Linked DNA regions of Homo sapiens: region 2 is linked to region 1. Evidence: read pairs that join two places in POLR2A ChIA-PET (ENCODE). Cell type or tissue: OCI-LY7. All regions are shown on one strand. Each heading gives the region's core, and the rest is flanking DNA. Links, peaks and the distances in the headings are about the cores only.

What was found. Peaks named below come from ENCODE experiments on the same cell type or tissue, not always from the same donor. Only the 100,000 strongest peaks of a DNase experiment are listed, where the experiment ranks them.
Region 2: POLR2A ChIA-PET joins it to region 1 with 6 read pairs; 8 of 35 experiments call an interaction of 5 or more read pairs at or near these places.

Annotation. Positions count from the first base shown.
Region 1 is chr1:174,789,248-174,794,945 of GRCh38, reverse strand. All of the region lies in intron 18 of RABGAP1L (RAB GTPase activating protein 1 like), which reads right to left. Among named protein-coding and RNA genes, the nearest start is that of RABGAP1L-AS1, 160 kb to the left of the region's middle. RefSeq lists an enhancer at 5,392-5,451. In OCI-LY7, for the core only: no CTCF peak of the experiment used is centred there; a DNase peak (open chromatin) is centred at 2,845.
Region 2 is chr1:174,928,415-174,934,112 of GRCh38, reverse strand. The region is part of intron 19 of RABGAP1L (RAB GTPase activating protein 1 like); the gene reads right to left. Among named protein-coding and RNA genes, the nearest start is that of RABGAP1L-AS1, 23 kb to the left of the region's middle. In OCI-LY7, for the core only: a CTCF peak has its summit at 1,325; no DNase peak of the experiment used is centred there.

The DNA of each region.
Region 1 (5,698 bases), core at 466-5,465:
AGCACATTTGACTTAATTCATGGACCTATAATTAAGAAAACTGAATGTAACAAAACATGCTAGGTAGTTATTTCAGTAGTTACAAAAATGAAAAAGGAAACACCTTCTGACCTGCAGGAGCTTAAAATCAGGGAGGTATCCAAATACAAAGATAAAGTAGGGTGTGATGGACACTATAAAAGGGGTGACACACTGTGTGCTATGAGGTAGGTATGTCTTTGTTGTCCACAGTAGATGCAGACAAAAGTGGGTTTATACTACTGGGATGGGCCTAGACAAAAATCCAAGAGTAATGATAATTAAATATATCTCTAAGACCAAAACAGGGCATTGCTTATTACATCATCTTTTAGTCACATTTACTAGCTGTATGACATGAATAAGTTACTTAGCCCTCTGAGCTTCTGTATGGCAACATCACCTAGCTGGCAAAGCTGCTCTGAAAATTTAATAAATTAATGCATATAAAGGAACCTCTCGTAGAGCCTAGCACATGGTAGGTGCTCAACAACTAGTAGTTTTTTTCATTCTTTCCAGGAAATCACATAGAAGAAAAGAAAATGTGTAAAAATACATTGCGTTTATCTGGGTTAGGGTTTAGAAAGACAAAAAGAACTTTGGATATATTCACAATAGAAAGAGAGTTAGTCAAACACTGAAAAGACATTCCTGTCAGATCACCTGCCTCTTCGGTTCACTAAGACACAGACACATCAATAAGTAGCAAAGGATCCATGCCCTTCTTGACTAGGAGAGCAAAACCTAATTCTCTAGCTATTCTTTGCCTGATTGACAATTTTTAAAAAGATGAACCTTCAATGATTTTGCAAGTTCCTAAGATCCAGCAAACAGGTCAAAATACAGATGACACAGTGAGTAGTGGTGCCATCGTGGTAGTGTAAAATCCTGCACAAATCACACTCTTTCTTTCATTCAAGTCTTGATTCTGGGCCGGGCATGGTGGCTCACACCTGTAATCGCAGCACTTTGGGAGGCCGAGGTGGGCGGATCGCTTGAGGTCAGGAGTTTGAGACCAACCTGGCCAACATATCATAAACCTGTCTCTACTAAAAATACAAAAATTAGCTGGGTGTGGTGGTTGCATACCTGTAATCCCAGCTACTGGAGAGGCTGAAGCAGGAGAATCACTTGAACCTGGGAGGCAGAGGTTGCAGTGAGCCAAGATCATGACACTGCACTCCAGCCTGGGTGACACAGTGAAAATCCATCTCAAAAAAAAAAAAGTCTTGATTTTGCTCAACACTGTACTATATGCTTCTGGATATAGAAAGACAGATCAGATGCTGCTTTCTAACTTTAAGGATTATTCAAGCTACTTAAAAGCTAAAATGAAATGTAATGAGACTGAGCTTACAAGTTGTATCACAGGGAAATGAGTCTCATTATTTTATAGTTGGAACTCAAACATCGAAGAATTAGAGTACAATATAGAAGATACTGTGCAGTTACCTGACATTTTGGTAGGTGGTTGAGGTCACATGTTTATAGCATCTCTGTAAAATATTGTAGACTTACCTAGCTTTTTAGGAATGCTCTAACCTTGTAAAATTTAAGGCATAACTGTTAAAGAAGGTTTTTTGTTTTTAAATAGAAAGGAGAACTTTCCCCTACCAAAAGCAATTTAATAACATTCTGAATAGTCTTGGTAGCATCACTAATACCTATTGCCAATCCTTGTGATCAGATTCTACTGTAATGCCTTTATTAATGTAAGAATGTCTTATGGTCTGTAGAGAGTCATTTTGTTTCTACTTGGTTTTTCTTTATCTTTTTCTTTTTTTCTTTTTTTTTGGAGATGGAGTTTCGCTCTTGTTAACCAGGCTGGAGTGCAGTGGCATAATCTTGGCTCACTGCAACCTCTGCCTCCTGAGTTCAAGTGATTCTCCTGCCTCAGCCTCCCAAGTAGCCGGGATTACAGGTGCTCGCCACCACACCCTGCTAATTTTGTATTTTCAGTAGAGACGGGGTTTCACCATGTTGGTCAGGCTGGTCTCGAACTCCTGACCTCAGATGATCCACCCGCCTTGGCTTCCCAAAGTGCTAGGATTATAGGCGTGAGCCACCGCACTGGCCTGTTTCTACTTCTGTGTCATTATTGACATGTAGCTCAATAGGCTGCTTATCTTATTACTGGACATTTAGGAAAGGGCTATACTGTACATAGTAAGCCAGACATCTGAAACTTCTAGTAACTAGGCTCAGTTATATATAGTTTTAGTTGCTTTATTGAGTATGGCTGACATACAGAAAGTTGTAGATATTTTATATGTATAATTTGATGTACTTTGCCATAAGTATACACTTGTGAAACCATTATCACTATCAGTGCCGTAAACTTATCCATCATCTCTAAAAATTTCCTCCTGTTCCCTTTGTTTTGTTTTTCCTTTTGTGGTTAGAGCACTTCCTATAAGAGTCACCTCAATTAAATATTTTACAGCAACACAGACTAAGTCTACTTCTTTTTTTCCACGTGACGTTAATTAAAATATTCAAAGACAGTCTTAATTTTCTTTTCTCTAAGCTAATCATCCCTGCTGCAAACTGGGTCTCCTATGAGGTGGTTTCTGGACCATTCTAGACTATTCACAATCATGCTTGCTACTTCAAGAACACACTTTGGACAGTATCTCTCATAGGGCTGCCCAAACTGAAACAGATACTCTAGATATAACAGAATAATAAAGTAATGAAACCTTGTTGGACCCTAGAAAACACCAAGGTCTAACATGTTTATCCTGTTGAAAAGACTGAGGCAGTAGATAAGTGACTGCTCATCATCATAAAACTTGTCAGAGGCAGAGTCAGGAAGCCAAGATATTCAGAGCACAGATGCACGGCAGGGAACCTAGCATTTCCTGCACTGTAATCTGGTCTTTCAAGTAATGTATCCCATAAAGAACCTATCTTATTAGAAAGATTATGCTTCACCACTTTATTCCACGTGGAACTGGTCAGGAACCTGAGCCTGCCATCTGGTAAGAAAGAATCTAAGATTCTTAGGTTGAGTTGAGAAGGGGTATCCACAAGTCTGCCCTGAGAACTGTCACTTCTAAACACACAGTTGTTATAATAAAGCACATCTGCCTTCTCAATTTTTAACTGATAAGCACTTTCTTTTCCAGATGAACAGTTCAAGGAGCTACATCCTTGGCAGCTCAGCCACAGCGTCTCTGTAAGAGCTGCTTTCTTGAAGCCATGTTAGTGGCACAGGCTTGAAAATGGAATGCTATCTCAGTTCGTTCATCCCCTTTCCTGGACAGTGTGGATAAAGCTCATATTTATTTTCAAGCTTAAGCAGAAGGTATAAACATATGTTAGCAGAAGCCTGTTTTTAAATTTTGAATTGATCAGATTAAAATTATCGTGTATAGAATCTAGACTATTCCCTGATCCTCTCAAGCTAGACCAGCATTTTTTTATCTTTATGTGTGTGTATTGTCATTGCTGTTAAAAAATAATGAGGTGTTGTACTCATCCTAGTAAGTTGTGAATTGTCTCTACCTTCTTCCTATGGTCCATCTCCAATTCCCTATTAAATTTGCAATCTCTAACATCTTCATCTTCATATTACATAGAATGTTAGGTATATGTTTAACAGCTGTCACTGTAAAAAATAATATTTTCAATGGAGGAGTTATATGGGCCAACCCATGTATTAGCAAGTGAATTTATTTCTACAAAATTAATATGTCAAGATAGGGACATTCATTTTTTTTTCTTTTTTTTTTTTTGAGATGGAGTCTCTCTTCTTCACCCAGGCTGGAGTGCAATGGCACGATCTTGGCTCACTGCAACCTCTGCCTCCTGGGTTCAAGCAATTCTCCTGTCTCAGCCTCCCAAGTAGCTGAGATTACAGGCACGTGCCAGCACGCCAGGCTAATTTTTGTATTTTTAGTAGAGACGGGGTTTCACCATGTTGGCCAGGCTGGTCTCGAACTCCTGACCTCAAGTGATCCACCCACCTCAGCCTCCCAAAGTGCTGGGATTACAGGTGTAAGCCACCACGCTCAGCCTCATTTTTTTTTTCTTGAAATGGACAAGTCCATGTTGTGAAACAAAGGTGGTAATAGATTGCACAGCCTCCTCCCACTCTAGCTCTCCCACCATACATAAACACATACCCCCCGCCCCCTGCCCACACACACACACACACACTCATGGCTTCAAATAGATGCAGCAGAATTTCAGAAGGGCCTCTGCACCGTTTTTGCCGCCAATCTTCATATGGCTAGCTCTACTGCATCATTCAATTCCAATGTCATTTTGCTCACAGAGGCTTTCTCTTTTCTTTTTTTTTTTCACTTTTGTCGCCCAGGCTAGAGTGCAATAGCGCAATCTTGGCTCACTGCAACCTCTGCCTCCTGGGTTCAAGCGATTCTCCTGACTCCGCCTACTGAGTAGCTAGGATTACTGGCATTCAAAAATAGCCAGCCATCATGCCTGGCTAATTTTGTATTTTTAGTAGAGACGGGGTTTCACCATGTTGGTCAGGCTGGTCTCGAACTCCTGACCTCAGGTGATCTACCCACCTTGGCCTCCCAAAGTGCTAGGATTACAGGCATTAGCCACCGTGCCCGGCCCAGAGGCCTTCTCTCTTACTATCTTTATCTAATGAAGGGCAGTAAAAAATTTGTATTATTTCTTTTATGACATTTATCACCACTTGAAATTGTTTTCTTACTTCTTTGTTACGTATTCTCTTTTTTTTTTTTGAGACAAAGTCTTGCTCTGTCTCCCAGACTGGAATGCAGTGGCATGATCTCGGCTCACTGCAACCTCTGCTTCCCAGGTTTCAGTTATCCTCGTGTCTCAGCCTCCTGTGCAGCTGGAACCACAGGTGTGAGCCACCACAGCCAGCTAATTTTTTTGTATTTTTAGTAGAGATGGGGTTTCACTATGTTGGCCAGGCTGGTCTTGAACTCCTGGCCTCCAGTGCTCTGCACACCTCAGCCTCCCAAAGTGCCAAGATTACTGTCATGAGCCACCACACCTGGCCAGTTATGTATTATCTCTGTATCCAATTAGAAAATATCAGGGCAGGCTTACAGTGGAGAAGAGCAAGAGATTCAAAAAATGTTAATTGGCAAGGGTATTGAGAGGAAAACAAACACAAAATAAGATCCTTGTCTCAGCTTCTTCTATTAATTCATTCATTTTCACTTTGAAATATTATAATTTTACAGGGCCTTAGAACCTCTGTTTCCTTTAGCAACCAAGAGTCAACCACAGTGACCCCTTGACACATTTACAGATTTAACATTTATTGTTTCTGTTCTCCCCAGGAGACCCCACAGAGACACAACACAGTAACTTGTGGGTTTGCTGAGCAATGAACTGAGTCACTCCCATGTAGCAGATGCTGAGTAAATTTAGCTTACAGTCTTTGCCCTTCTCAGTTATTATACATTCTTATGACAAGGCAGTTATTTTATATCAATTTCATAAGTAAAGAAACTCTGTAAAAAAAAATCGTAGCAGTATTGAAAAATCAGGGAATGTAAGAGCATCTGAAAATATATTCTTCATGAATGTTGAGTTGTTTTAATCCCCTGAACCCATGTTTTTACATACTAAAAAAACAGACCACGGTCCAACTAAATTGGTCTACCTGGTTAATTGCAGTGATTCCTTAAGAATGCCATGATTAATACATAATATTATGCTTCCAAAAAGG
Region 2 (5,698 bases), core at 221-5,220, 140 kb before region 1:
CATCTCAAAATAACAACAACAACAACAAAAAAACAAAAATGAAAACTGCAAAACTTTTATTTCTTTGATACTAATTTCTGGTCCTTCCTTTAAATATTTATTAACTGTAAGGCTTTAATTAAAATGTTTCTATACCAAAAAGACAAAGCACAGTTTAATTCGAGTATAATTCCTTGATTTTCCCTAGAGGATTGGGTTTTCCACGGATGGTGGGTTGAACTGGATAATTATTCCAGTCTTGATCCATATGGGAGGACTTCATTTCTAGGATGGCTCCAAAGCCCTAAAAAATTGTACCAAGACCTTGACAACCAGGGAGTCTTCATTATGCCAGAGATAACCTAGATGCAGGATAGAATACTAAGTTGAGACTCTATCTCTCCTTTGGATAGAGGGTCTCAAACACTAGTATGTGCCAGAATTCCCTAGAAAGCTTGTTAAAGCACAAATTGCTGGGCCCCATAACCAGAGTTTCTGATTCAGATCTGAGATGGAGCCTAAGAATCTGCATTTCCAAGAAGTTCCCAGGGGGTGCTGATGTTCTGAGTCTAGAGATCACATTTGGAGAACTTCTGCTCTAGTTTCCTCCCTTTAAGGTAAACTCTTCAGTACTTTTCAGTCATTCAATTTTCTTTGGTATCCAAACCCACGAAAACAGTGCAGTTTTTCATGTGCTTGGGGAGACCTGGCCCAAGCATCGTAATAAGGGCATTTATGAAGAGTGGCAGCCTGACACAGATGTGTTGGAGCCCAAGCAGAATGTCAGAAAGGCATCCATGGAAGGGTGCAATCTGGCATGCAGCATTTTAACAGGGTGAAGAGGGTAACCACACAATTAAAGAGGTGGCTACTTGGCAAATACTGGGGGATTTATCAGGAAGTTCAGGATCCAGAAAGATGAAAAACTAGAATGAGCTCTGTGGGGTTGAAGAAATACAGGTGCAAATGCATATAAATGTATGTATGTTTGTATGTATGTATGTATGTATGTATAAATGTATGTATGTATGTATGTATGCATGTATGTATGTAAGTGTGTGTGTGTTTAGTCCCTAGTTCTGTCTGCTGAGAAGATATAGAAGCAACAATACATATCCAGAAACAATGAGCAAATCTACTGCACAGATCTTGGTTGCTATATATCAGTGTCTACCAAAAAGAACCAGGGCTACTTGGAGAAATACCTGATTCTAGGGCTAGTGCCAGCAAAGTACAAAAAGAGCCTGGAATATCTTGCTTTTCCAAAAGCAAGTTACGCTTGAAGAATAATGGAAACATGTCAAAAGGACACAAAAGCCATCCTGAAGGAGCTCCCAGTGGCCAAGTAGGGGATAATTTCAGCATTAAAATAAATAATGGTAGAATAAGATATAATACTGAATAAACAGGAAATCATGATTCTATATATAAATGAAATAAATTGAAAGTTTTATTAGGAATTGGATATTTATATAATTTCAAAGTACTTCGCCACAAAATTCTTATTTGTCAGGAAGGGGAATAGAGCAACTTTACATAAAGAACCTTGCAGAAATCACCTTGGTCAAATGATCAGAGTAAGCATCACCAGCCAATGAGACAAATTAAAATCATACTCCATCTGATAGAATGAATGGGATGAGAAAAACAGCATCACTTCTATAATATTCTTGCTCATGATACATATCCTAAATCTAATCTTAAGGAACCACCAGACAAACTCAAATGGAGAAACATTCTACTAAATAACTAGCTTGTCATCTTCAAAAGTATCAACATTATAAAAGTCAAAGACTGAGAAACTATTCCAGGCTGAGGGTGACTAAGGAGAGAGTTAAACACAGCATCAGGCTCAGCATTCTTCTTTTAAAAAAAAAAAAACAAAGAAGTATTAAATAAATGAATAAACATCCCTCTTTGAAAACCTTAGAGAAAAGGATCACTTCCTGGAGCGGTTTCCTTCATCCTATATGAAGGAAAAGTACCAGATGATTCCTCTGGGTCCTTTCTAATTTACCAATTCTACTCTGTTTACTATCTAACTGCTTATCTATCATTCAGAGCTCAAGGTATAGTCAGTGTTTTGAGCAAGTATAGCTCAAAACTTCACTGGACAGGCAAAAAAAAAAAAAAAAAAAAAAAACCAAAAAAGCAGTCTAAAGAAATTTTATAATTTAAATCTTATTTTAATGGTAAGCAGGCAAGCCTCAAAAATCTACCCCTAGGTACAAAATGGAAGGCAAACAATGTCTTCTACCAGAGAAGCCAACATGTACAATCTTTCACATGGTATTTCTCCACTTGATTGTAGGTTCAAACAGGAAGTAATAAAAGGCAATATATTTAATTTTTTTAGGTGAAATATTAACAAAGACCTCTGGTATAAAATATAAGTCATCTTTTGCTTTCTTTAGTGCACAGAAGACCGATGGCAAGTGGTAAATGCACATCTAAAGTACCATCAGTTTATTTTATAACTGAACTTGAGATGGCTACAGCTTACAAATTAATTAAAATTTTTAATACCTTTAGGCAAAGAGCAAAATAGAACTACGTGGCTGAGATGACTAATATAGCCTAGTAAAACATATGACAATAACTGTTTCTTCCCTAGTCTCTTTTTAAAAAAACATGCAAGTCTTTCCAGGGCTGAAGCAAGGTTTAATTTGGCTCAGAAGTACTGGCTTCTATTTAGCTTGAAAAGCCTCACAAAGAAAATCCCTGAAAGAGGATCAGTGAAACAAAGCATTATCTATTGGAAGTCATAAGGAATGACTTCCCTTATTCAAAGCATTCAAAGCTAGGCTTAGAACTAGGGTATTAGAATATCAGTCTCACCATTAGCAGCAGGGATTCTGATTTTTATTTTCAGAATATAATGCAAAGAATATCCCATCAGCTTTGCCTTTTAAATAAAATGGGAAATATTCATCATATAAGAAAATATCAAGTTTTGCTGGACACATATTCATTCCCATCACCCACAGTATATTGTAAAATACCCTGAAAATAAAATTATAAATTAAGAGCATTCACTCTGCTTACTTTGTTACTCTGTTTTAAAAGAGGGGACAATGATGGGATGATTTTTAAATGTTTCTGGCTAAAATAACAAAAAAAAATCCCACTACATTTGGGGTTAAAAGCCAAACTATCCCCTACTTGGTAAATTAGAACATGGTATAAGTTCCTTTACTTGGACTCTGGTTGTTTCATATTCATTTGAATTTTAAAAATGCACCCACTATTAGAATATTAATTTCAGTGGGTCTGATATCAATATTATGGTTATGATTTTAAAGTCCTTATGTGTTAAGATATATACTTAAATATTTATGAGTAAAATGATATGTCTGAAATTTTTACCTAATACTCTTGCAAAAAAAGATGGGGGAGATATAAAACAAGAAAAGCATGAGGCTGAAGGTTACTGAAGCTGGGTGATGACTACGTGGATGTTCACGGTGCTCTTCTCTCTACTTTTGTGTATGTTTGACAACTTAAAAATGGGTTCGTATGCTGGGCGCAGTGGCTCATGCCTATAATCCCAGCACTTTGGAAGGCCAAGGTGGGAGGATTGCTGGAGTCCAGGAGTTTAATACCAGCCTGGAGAACACAGTGAAACCCTATCTCTACAAAAAATAAAAAATTAGCCAGGCATGGTGGCATGTGACTGCAGGCACAGCTACCAGAGAGACTGAGGTAGGAGGACTGCTTGAGCCCAGGAAGCCAAGATCCTGCCATCTGACACTGTACTCCAGCCTGGGTAACACAGCAAGATCCTGTCTCAAAAAAAAAAAAAAGAAGTTTGATCTAGGTGTGGTGGTATATACACTTGTAATCCCAGCTACTTGAGAGGCTGAGGCAGGAGGATTGCTAGAGGCCAGGAGTTCAAGGCCAGTCTGGTCAACAAACTGAGTCCCCATCTCATAAGTAAATACATAAAATAAAAATTTTTAAAGGAGTTAAAGAAATTACTTTTAGCAGCCAGCCATGGTAGTTCACACCTGTAATCCCAACACTTTGGGAGCACAAGGTGAGTGGATTGCATGAGCCCAGGAGTTTGAGACCAGCCAGAGCAACATGGCAAAACTCTGTCTTTACAAAAAAAAAAAAAAAATCTGGCATGGTGGCACTTGTCTGTAGTCCCAGGTACTCAGGAGGCTGAGGTGGGAGGATCACTTGAGCCCAGGAGGCTGAGGCTGCAGTGAGCTGAGATTGCATCACTGCACTCCAGCCTGGGAGACAGAGCAAGACCCTATCTCAAAAAAAAAAAAAAAAAAAATTAAATTTTGCTTTAAAATCAGTAGAGATGAATATACTTCCTAAATTTCTTATTTATTTATTTATTTATTTATTTATTTATTTATTTATTTATTTTTTGTAGAGACAGTGTCTCCCTCTGTCACCCAGGCTGGAATATAGCGCAGTGATATGATCATAGCTCACTGTAGCCTCGACCTCTTGGGCTCAAGCCATAATCCTGCCTCAGCTGCCTCGTAGTTGGGACTACAGGCGCATGCCACTACACCTGGCTGATTTTTAAAATTTGCTTCTGGAGATAGGATCTCGTTATGTTGCCCAGGCTGGTCTCAAACTCTGGCCTCAAGTGATCCTCCCAGCTTGGCCTCCCAAAGTGCTGGGATTACAGGCATGAGCCACTGTGTCTGGCCCCTAAATTTCTAATTTCTAACTAATTAAAGCAGATAAATTGGTCATATTTTTTACCTAACTGAGGAATACAATCCTTCAATGCTGACAGTTGAAAGTGAGGAAGACAGTAGTAAATAAACCAGGAGAGTGGCATCTCAGACAATTTCCTTCCAGCATCCTATTCTCAGTTACTTCCAGTTATTCTTTTGTTTGCCAAATACAACTGTTAAAACCCCAATAAACAGCCAATCTTCTTTTTTATTATTATTGTATTTTAAGTTCTAGGGTACATGTGCACAGTGTTCAGGTTTGTTACATATGTATACATTTGCCATGTTGGTGTGCTGCACCCATTAACTCGTCATTTACATTAGGTATATCTCCTAATGCTATCCCTCCCCCCAGCCCCACCCCACGACAGGCCCCAGTGTGTGATGTTCCCCTTCCTGTGTCCAAGTGTTATCATTGTTCAATTCCCACCTATGAGTGAGAACATAACAGCCAATCTTCTTTACAAGGTGGGTTTCATGGTGGAAAAACATGACAAGACAATTAGGAAAGATATTTGAAAATCACTGCTATATTTGTTTGTTTACATGTTTGTACCCCAGCCAGCCAGAGAGATACTCCAGGGTAGAGACAGGCTCTATCTAACTAGTTCCCAGCACTAGCACTGAGCCTGGTATATAGCAAGTAATCAATAAATATTAACTGACTAAATGAATTCAAAAGAAAGAAAATCCCCAAAGAGAGGAAAATAGAAAAAGCTTCTTCATAAAGAGAGAAAAAAAGGCAACAAATTTGCAAAAGATTGCAGGTCAGGGAATCTTTTCCCTCAATCAGTAGACAATCATTAGAATCATTTCCCGAGTTCCCTAAGGCTCCACCCAGGACTCAATGTAGATAATGAAATTAACAGTTAACAAGGCTTTTGCTTTCATTATTTTCCTTTTGGAATAATCCCTTTCTCTTTTATCTCAATCATTGCCTGTCTGCTTGTTCTTTTGTTTATTCATCATTATACGTGAACTGAATACCTTCACTGTGTTAGGAATACAATGGTGAA